Regions from separate parts of the Homo sapiens genome. Here region 2 is linked to region 1. The links are chromatin contacts, found by Hi-C or POLR2A ChIA-PET in ENCODE. All regions are on one chromosome and are shown on one strand. The core of a region is the stretch at or near the end of the contact, and the rest is flanking DNA. Distances in the headings are between cores, read along the strand shown. Region 1 holds the start of MECOM (MDS1 and EVI1 complex locus). Region 2 overlaps MECOM (MDS1 and EVI1 complex locus).

Region 1 (4,024 bases), core at 798-3,297:
CAAGGTGCTCAGCCACCCCTGGGGTGCCTGGCAGGGAAGGTGAGGATTGGAGGGACAAGACCTAGATTTTGACAGCTGGGATCTTCAGGTGCTGCTGGTCTGTCCCCTGGCCTAGGGGATGGTCCCTAGAGAGTCTCTTACACCGATCAGAAGCAGCCTTATGAACTTCTTGCCAGTCAGCCTAGTGTTTGTCTCTCCCTAGAGATTTTGTCCCCCCTTCCAAAGCCTCTCAAGACCCATTTCTCCGTTTCCTCGGAGGACATTTGCTGGTCAGAGGGTAGGCACCTCTCCATCTAAACTGAGGGAAGCTGGTGGAGTCACATTTTGGGGGAAGTTTCAGAGTCAAAGACCTGTGTGAACCTAACAGAATGTTGGAATGGCTGGTGCTTTTGCACACACCAAATGTGTTAGCACACTCACCTTTATGCACAGGACAGCGGGAATTCTAGGTCTGGAAAAAAACCCAGGTGCCTCTTTAATTCAGAGTGGATAATAGAGTTCTCTTGTGCCCACGCGTGTGGGCACTAGAGCCTTCTCTTTTGGAAGTTGTTTTACTCCTGTTGTGAGTAATTCCCTCCTTTACCTTCCTACTTCCCTTCCTCACATTTCAACCTTATACATCTGTCTCCCTTGAGACCTGTAGCTTGGTTCTCCAGGGACCTCTATCTTACAGCCAAATGCCCCCAGAATTACACAGCTCTGGATAAAGGAAAATGGTAGGCATCCTTAACAAGGACAAATTCTTTGAACTTTGATTCTCTTGAATAAAGAGATTTGCAGGCCATTGATACCCTTTGGGGTTGAACCTTGTTATTTGCTCTCTCATGTCTGCAGTCCTAGATTTGATAATAAATACCAACAGGTACGACTGGGCATTCTCAATGATTCCCCTTTCCCTCCACAGCCTTTGCCAAACTCATGCCCAGGACCTGCTTTTCTTTTCCTTTAACTTGAACATCAAGGATGTATTGTTGCAGCACGGAGACTGAAAAGATTGTAATTTTCTTTTATGGTGTCTGGCAGGATTTGCAACAGATATTAATGGGGACATAAATAGCACATGGAAGGTATTGAACAAAACTGTTTAATGCAAGAAGGTTGTACCAAAAGAAAATCTATACCTAGTTGGGATTGATTCATACCTTGTACACAGCTAGCCCCTTTAGGAATTCCCATTTCTGAGTGGCACTTCATTGGTAAATCCTGTAATTAAAGGAAATTTCAACAATGTATTTTTTTAAGAGTGTGTGATTTTCCTCCCTACTCCTCTTTCTTTTGACCCCGAGGTTGTAGGTTTAAGCGAGTGAGTGAAAATGGCAGGCAAGCAGAGCTGCATCGGGAGGCGACCGGGGCAGCAGTGGGGGAGGCCGGAAGGTGACAGCCGACCTCTGAGAAAGCAGGAGGTCTTTGGATGTCAAATGCCAGCGCCGGCCCGGACCCGGGAATCAAGGGTGATCATTACTACTTGGTAGGGAAAGAATACTGAAATGTCCCAAGGATGGCAGCAAGCATTGGTATTACAGCTAAAATCGAGGAAAAAACCAGTTATTTATTCTGCTTACAACCCTGAAAGCGGAAGCTGCAATAGCTTCAGTAGCAGTAGCAGCGGCAGCAGTAGATTTCTCAAGTTCAGGATGATTCTCACTTTCTCCTGGATTATTAGCCGAGGGTCCAGCCCTTCTAGTTCTTTAACAGGAGAAGGGTTTTTAAAAAATGTTTTTAAAGTTTTTTTCCCCCCTGGCTTCTTGCTTCCCTCGTAGATGGTATAGAAAAATGTCTGCAATTTATGGTGGGAAAAACAATAACAATAATCATGATACAAGCTTGTTGGCGATTCTAACATGGAATCAATCCTCTGCCCAAGCCTTTTCAATTCCCCCCTCCCCTTTTTTTGGGCGAGGTGTCTGCTCCCCTCTGGCTCCCTGCGTTCGCTCCCCGCCCCCCGCCGCCCTCCCCGCGGCTCCCTTTCTCCGCCTCCTCGGCGATTGCCATCTGACAAGATCTCCAAATCAAAGTGATAAATCGCTCCAAACTTTTTTTGGCGGCGCTGAGATGTTGGAGGGGCGTCTAGCGCGCATGTGCGAAGGTGTCCAAACTGACAATGCTGGAGAGATAGCGAGTGTGGATTGAGAGAAAGGGAGAGAGGGAGGGAGAGAGAGTGAAAGAAGAAAATACAGAGAGTGAGTGTGTGGAAGAGAGAGAGAAACAGGAGAGAAACAGGAGGGAGGGAGAGAGAGAGAGAGAGAGAGAGAGAGAGAGAGAGAGAGAGAGAGAGAGAGAGAGACAGGAGAGAGAGGGAGGGAGCGAGAGGGAGAGCAAAAGAAGGAAAGGATCCAAGAAAAAAAAGCCCCAACCACACACCAGCGGCTGCAGGACTGGGCACAGCATGAGATCCAAAGGCAGGGCAAGGAAACTGGCCACAAGTAGGTGCAATATCCCTTTTCTATTGGCTTTTCCCCCTCCTCTGCCATCTTGCATATCTGTCTCTAGCGCTCCGGGAGGGAGCGCGGGCTGCCTCTTGCGCCGGGGCCCCGGGTGGAGGGCAGGCGGAGCGCAGCCCCAGCAACCTGCCGGTTCCAGTCTCTGCTCCCGGTCGCCCGCGCTCTCGCTCCCGGGTTGGGCGCCGGAGGAGCCTGGGCAGCCCTCAGTCCCGCGCACCGACCAGCTGTGGCAACCCCGGGGTGGGGGTGGGGGTGGGGGCAGCAAAGACTAGGGGTGGGAGGGAGGAGAGAGCGCGAGAGTGAGCGCGAAGGGGTGGGGTGGGGGGGAAGAGAAGAGGAGAAAGTCTCCCCCTCCCCTCCCCTTCCCCCCAGGCGGGGGAGAGTTGCCTCTGGCCAACCAGCTAGTCCCGGGTGTGGGAGGAGGGGGGCGCGGGGGATGGGGGGCCGGCAGGAGAAGGGAGCCTTTTCGAGCCTCGGTTTGTTTCTGGGGTTTGGGTAGGGTAGGCGGCTCAGAGGGAGCCACAGTGGCGGCGGCGGCGGGCGGCTGTGGTGGACTTGGGAAAAGTTGCGAGGCGGCCGCTGGAAGTTGCGCGGGCGGGCGGGTGGACTGCGCCGAGCCGCGGCTGCGGTAGTGGGCGCTGTGCGCTCGGCCATGCTCTCCGGCGCGGCGCTGCGCGGCGGGAGGACTGCGGCGGGGAGTAGGGGACACCAAGGTGGGGGCTGTGATCGCGGGGTGGGGGCGGGGGCACGGGCAGAGCAGAGCTACCGGCTCCGCACAGCCACGCGCAGGTGGGGAGGAAAGAGGCCCAGCGAGCGCTCGGACGTGGGGAGAGAAGAGGCCCAGCGAGCGCTCGGAGAGCCGGGAGTGGAGGGCACACAGCCAGCGGCGGCAGCCTAGGAGCAGGAGGCAGAGAGGGCGCGCTGCGACCCGCGCACCTCGGGCTTGCTGGGCGCCGAGCAAACCCCAGGGGGCGGGCTGCCAGAGCGTTGGGCCGCGGAGAGGGCGCAGCGCAGCCTCCGGCGCTTCGTCTGGGTGCAGCCTGGGTCCAGGGTCAATAACCCTCCCCGGCGCCCCCTGCCTGCCCGGCGCGGAGCGGCCTTGGTCTGGCGGGATGTGGGCTAAGGGGTTTGGGGAGGGGGCGGTGGGAGTCCCATCCCCCACTCTTACAGCAAAAGTGTTGGATGACTCGCCTGGCTTTGCCGGCGGGGCCCACACTTTCCCACACGGTGTGATGCTCCGCCAGGACTGTAGACGACAGGACTGCGTTTGTCCAAATGCTTCTACTTCGAGTTGAAGGGGACTCAGGGACACTGAGCCCCGGAGCGGCTGGGAGCGCTCTTCCTTGAGGTGTCAATAGGCGGGGCTGGAGCTGCCTCGGGAGTGGACAGGCCGCGGTTCTCTCTCCCACACTCGCACTCGCCGAAAACAAAACTCTCTAATTGTGTTGTTTACGGAACGCAGAAATGAGAGATCGGAGATGGGTGGGATGCTTCTCCCCAGTGAAATCCCAGTCTCCCCCCGCGCGACCCTCGCACATTAGAACCAAATACGGTAGGTATCGTATCCACGCCTCCTTGCTCAC
Region 2 (4,024 bases), core at 1,000-3,499, 450 kb after region 1:
TGTAGCTTATTGGCAGGCACGGTGGCTTAAGCCTGTAATCCCAGCATTTTGGAAGACCCAGGTGGGTGGATCACCTGATGTCAGGAGTTTGAGACCAGCCTAGCCAACATGGAGAAATCCCGTCTCTACTAAAAATACAAAAATTAGCTGGGCGTGGTGGTGGGCACCTGTAATCCTAGCTACTTGGGGGGCTGGGGCAGGAGAATCGCTAGAACCTGGGAGGCGGAGGTTGCAGTGAGCCAAAATCGAGCTACTGCACTCCAGTCTGGGTGATAGAGGGAGACTCCATCTCAAAAAATAATAATAAAAATAAAATTAAATGCAAGAAAGATAAAATAAAGCAGGTAAGAGGAATATGAAGTGTTAGCAGGTGGGAGGAACAGGTAGAAATTTTAGGTAAGGGAGGTCTCACTGAAAAGGCAATATTTGAGAAAAGAAGCAAGTAAGTGTTCTTTTCTTTTCTTTTTGCTTGTTTTTGAGACAGAGTTTCACTCTGGCTGGACTAAACAGCTCACTGCAGGCAGCCTCTGCCTCCCAGGTGATCCTCTCACCTCAGCCTTCCCAGGTAGCTGTACTACCAGTGTGCACCACCATGCCTGGATAATTTTTTTGTATTTTTTTGGAGAGACAGGGTTTCATTGTATTACCCAGACTCATCTTGAACTCCTAAACTCAAGTGATCCACCTGCCTCAGCTTTCTTAAGTGTTGGGATTGCAGGCATGAGCCACCGTGCCCAGTCTTATTTTCTAACTATATAGTTAGAAAATGTATATTTATTTACTTATATTTATATTTGTTAAAATGTATATAATTGGAATATATTATATATTAGAATTATACATATTAGAATAATATATATATTAGATCCTTTAAAAAAACTTAATGAGATGGTTCCTAGGTTAGGAGGTAAACTTATAGTTAACTGTATTCTTGATAAAAAATTAGGATGATTTTATATATATATACACATGCTATTATTATATATAGCAAACTAATGTATATAATATATATATACCATTATATATATACACACACCTATATATGTAATTTAAATTTATGATGACAGTGGATTTGGGCATGCAAGTGTGACAGACTTTCTCTCACTCCTTCTACACCACACACCCACCCCTACATATGTAGCTACATGTGTGTGCTCAAATATATAGTGGTGTATATATAGCATCCTGATTTTTTGCCAAGAAGAAAGTTAGCTATAAGTTTACCTTCTAACCTAGGAATGATCTCATTAAGTTTTTGTTTTGTTCTGTTTTGTTTTTAAGACGGAGTCTCGCTCTGTCGCCCAGGCTGGAGTGCAGTGGCGCCATCTTGGCTCACTGCAAGCTCCGCCTCCCAGGTTCAGGCCATTCTCCTACCTCAGCCTCCCGAGTACCTGGGACTACAGGCGCCCACCACCACGCCTGGCTAATTTTTTTGTATTTTTAGTGGATACGCGGTTTCACCATGTTAGCCAGGATGGTCTGGATCTCCTGACCTCGTGATCCACCCTCCTCGGCCTCCCGAAGTGCTGGGATTACAGGCGTGAGCCACCGCGCCTGGCCTATTAAATTTTTTTTTAAAGGACCTAATATAGATTGATATTCAAGTTGAGCCAGAGCTATAAAAAGCTAAGTACCTCTGTCTATGAAATTATTTTCAACTAATTCCTTTGATTCTGTGATACTTCGATGTTTGCTGTTATAGCGAGATGAGGATAATGTGCTGAATTTTATAGTTGTTGCAAAAAGCCCACAGCAGCAACACTGGGGCCCCACAGACACACATCCAAGATCATGACATAGCTCAGGAGACAGCACACACACACACACGCAGCTATATACGTAGGGGTAGGTGTGTGGTGTAGAAGGAGGGGGAGAAAGAGAAAGTTCTCTGTCACATTTGCACGCCCAAATCCACTGTCATCACAAATTTAAATTGGATACGGTGCAACATTGTCTGTCAAAATAAAACTGTAAGAGTAAGTAAAGAGAGAACTTTTTAATTCCCTGAATGATTTTGGGCAAGCAGTAGTAGGCTTTTTGATGCCTAATACAGAATGATTAAGAAATAAAAGTTAACACTGATATGGACTGCATTCTGTAGTATGTGAACACAAAAAGGATACTTTCCTAATTGGATACAGTATTCAAAATTCCACAAGTTCTGAAGTCACTGTGTGAGACCACAGGTTACAGGCTTTTCTGAGAGACACTCTGCCTCCCCCTGCCTCACCCTGGATGCATAGCACTCCTTGATTTGTAAAATACTCATTCCAGTCAAAAGGGAAGTGTCCTTTTGTGATCCCTGGCATCACTTCCTGTTTTTCCTTGTAAACTTCCCACCCAAGCTGTGGCATTATTGGGATCATTGCCCGAAGTAACTTTCCATTACATTGACAAGTCAAGTGCATACATCTGATTTGAGTGTCATCCTTCCTCCAGATTTCAAAAATTCTACTGCAAATTAAACAACCCAGCTCTTGTGATCCCTGTTGAAAGTTTTATCTTCTTAAAGATCATTCTGAAAAATGAAATTTTTTCATGTCACACAATTTTGATTAATGGATCCTTTTTTTTTCCTGTAACTTTTCAGAATTTGTAGACTTCTTAAACCTAATTTATTTTAAAAGCACACAGTAAGATGTCTCTTCCCATTAAAATAAAAATATATTTCTCTTCTGGATTATCAACCTATAAGCTATATTGCTAAACTTTTAGCTTTACATGATTTATAGTAGTCAAATGATTACTGCCCTAAGCATTAATTTCACTATAGAGCTATTAAAATATTTAATTAGAGTCACTGATAATTTAGGATGTATAATAAAATTGTTGTCAAGGCCATGTTGTAAATTCTGATTATGTTTGTAGATGAGTGAGAAAAACTACCCTATGCTGAAATTTTTATAAATTTTGAAATTATGGGGATTATATATATATATATTACATATATATTTTATTTTGTAAAATAAAATATGTAAAATAAATATATATATAGTTTTTTGAGATGGAGTCTCGCTCTGTTGCCCAGGTTGGAGTGCAGTGGTGTGATCTCAGCTCACTGCAATCTCCACCTCCTGGGTTCAAGTGATTCTGCTGCCTCAGCCTCCCAAGTATCTGGGATTACAGGTACGTGCCACAGTGCCCAGCTAATGTTTGTATTTTTAGTGGCGACGGGGTTTTGCCATGTTAGCCAGGCTGGTCTCAAACTCCTGACCTCAGTGATCTGCCCGCCTTGGCCTCCCAAAGTTCTGGGATTACAGGTGTGAGCCACCGTGCTCGGCCTATTTATTTATTTTTAAACATTTCATGTATATAGTAGTGAGGTTATGTTAATTGTGCATAATTTACGAAAATGCTAAATATTTTGCTTTTTAAAAATCTTTCTGAACTTGAGCAGTGTTATCTTTAAGTACAATGTTCTAGTTTATTACAAACCCAAAATGTAATCCTATATCAGAATCTTTCCTTTGTGTTATATATTTTATTGTCTCCACAAAAATGTTTTATTAAAAAAAAAAGACTCCAAGAGTCTAGCTATAGTTCATGTATGCAGGCAAGAGGTGGGAATTCTCTGTGAATGTCAAATAGAAGTTAATACAAACCCATGTAGTCATGTTTACTCAGGTGCCAAAATCCAGATCATTCTGTTATGAGTTCATCTTCTAAATATATGGCTCTGGCTATCTGCGGATCATCCACCCTCCTGTTACCTACTTGTGCAAGGAAGTCAAAATGAACCCACAGAGATGGGGTATCTGTCGGTTGTTCTCTATGGTATCATACCTGTTTATTTGTGTGGCTAGTAGAGACTAAACTTCCTCAGTAGATTTTTATGACTTAAATTATAGGGTAATATATTTATTCTGTTTTAAGTAACTCCGTGTAAATGGTGGCCACGGCGATAGCTTAATGTGCGTTTTTGTTTTTGTTTTTGTTTTACAGATAAACACTGTCAACTTTTTATTGAGCTACCTACAGTATTTTTGCTATGCATATCTGTATATCTCTTTTGCAAAATTAAGAT

Evidence for each region. A loop is a pair of places that touch in the nucleus more often than their neighbours do. ChIA-PET counts read pairs that join two places held with the same protein, here RNA polymerase II (POLR2A). Pooled maps may share reads with other maps.
Region 2: a map of endothelial cell of umbilical vein shows a loop between it and region 1 (6-fold over the local background). The contact joins the enhancer-like site here to the promoter of MECOM in region 1. A Hi-C loop is called at or near these places in 38 of 168 maps with a recorded cell type or tissue (A673, Caco-2, Calu3 and 21 more), 6 of 37 single-sample maps with no recorded cell type and 31 of 50 pooled maps. POLR2A ChIA-PET finds 5 or more read pairs at or near these places in 3 of 52 experiments (BJ, Panc1 and endothelial cell of umbilical vein).

The regions. Positions count from the first base shown.
Region 1 is chr3:169,661,735-169,665,758 of GRCh38, reverse strand. MECOM (MDS1 and EVI1 complex locus) reads left to right here and starts at 2,047. Exons shown (of 17, transcript NM_004991.4): 1 at 2,047-2,423. The coding sequence starts at 2,387. RefSeq lists a silencer at 3,056-3,155.
Region 2 is chr3:169,216,761-169,220,784 of GRCh38, reverse strand. The region is part of intron 2 of MECOM (MDS1 and EVI1 complex locus); the gene reads left to right. Among named protein-coding and RNA genes, the nearest start is that of LINC01997, 220 kb to the right of the region's middle. Within about 2 kb of position 2,249, at least 2 of the 41 ENCODE cell types and tissues checked have a DNase peak (open chromatin) inside an H3K27ac peak, as active enhancers do; they include endothelial cell of umbilical vein, where a contact is called at or near this core.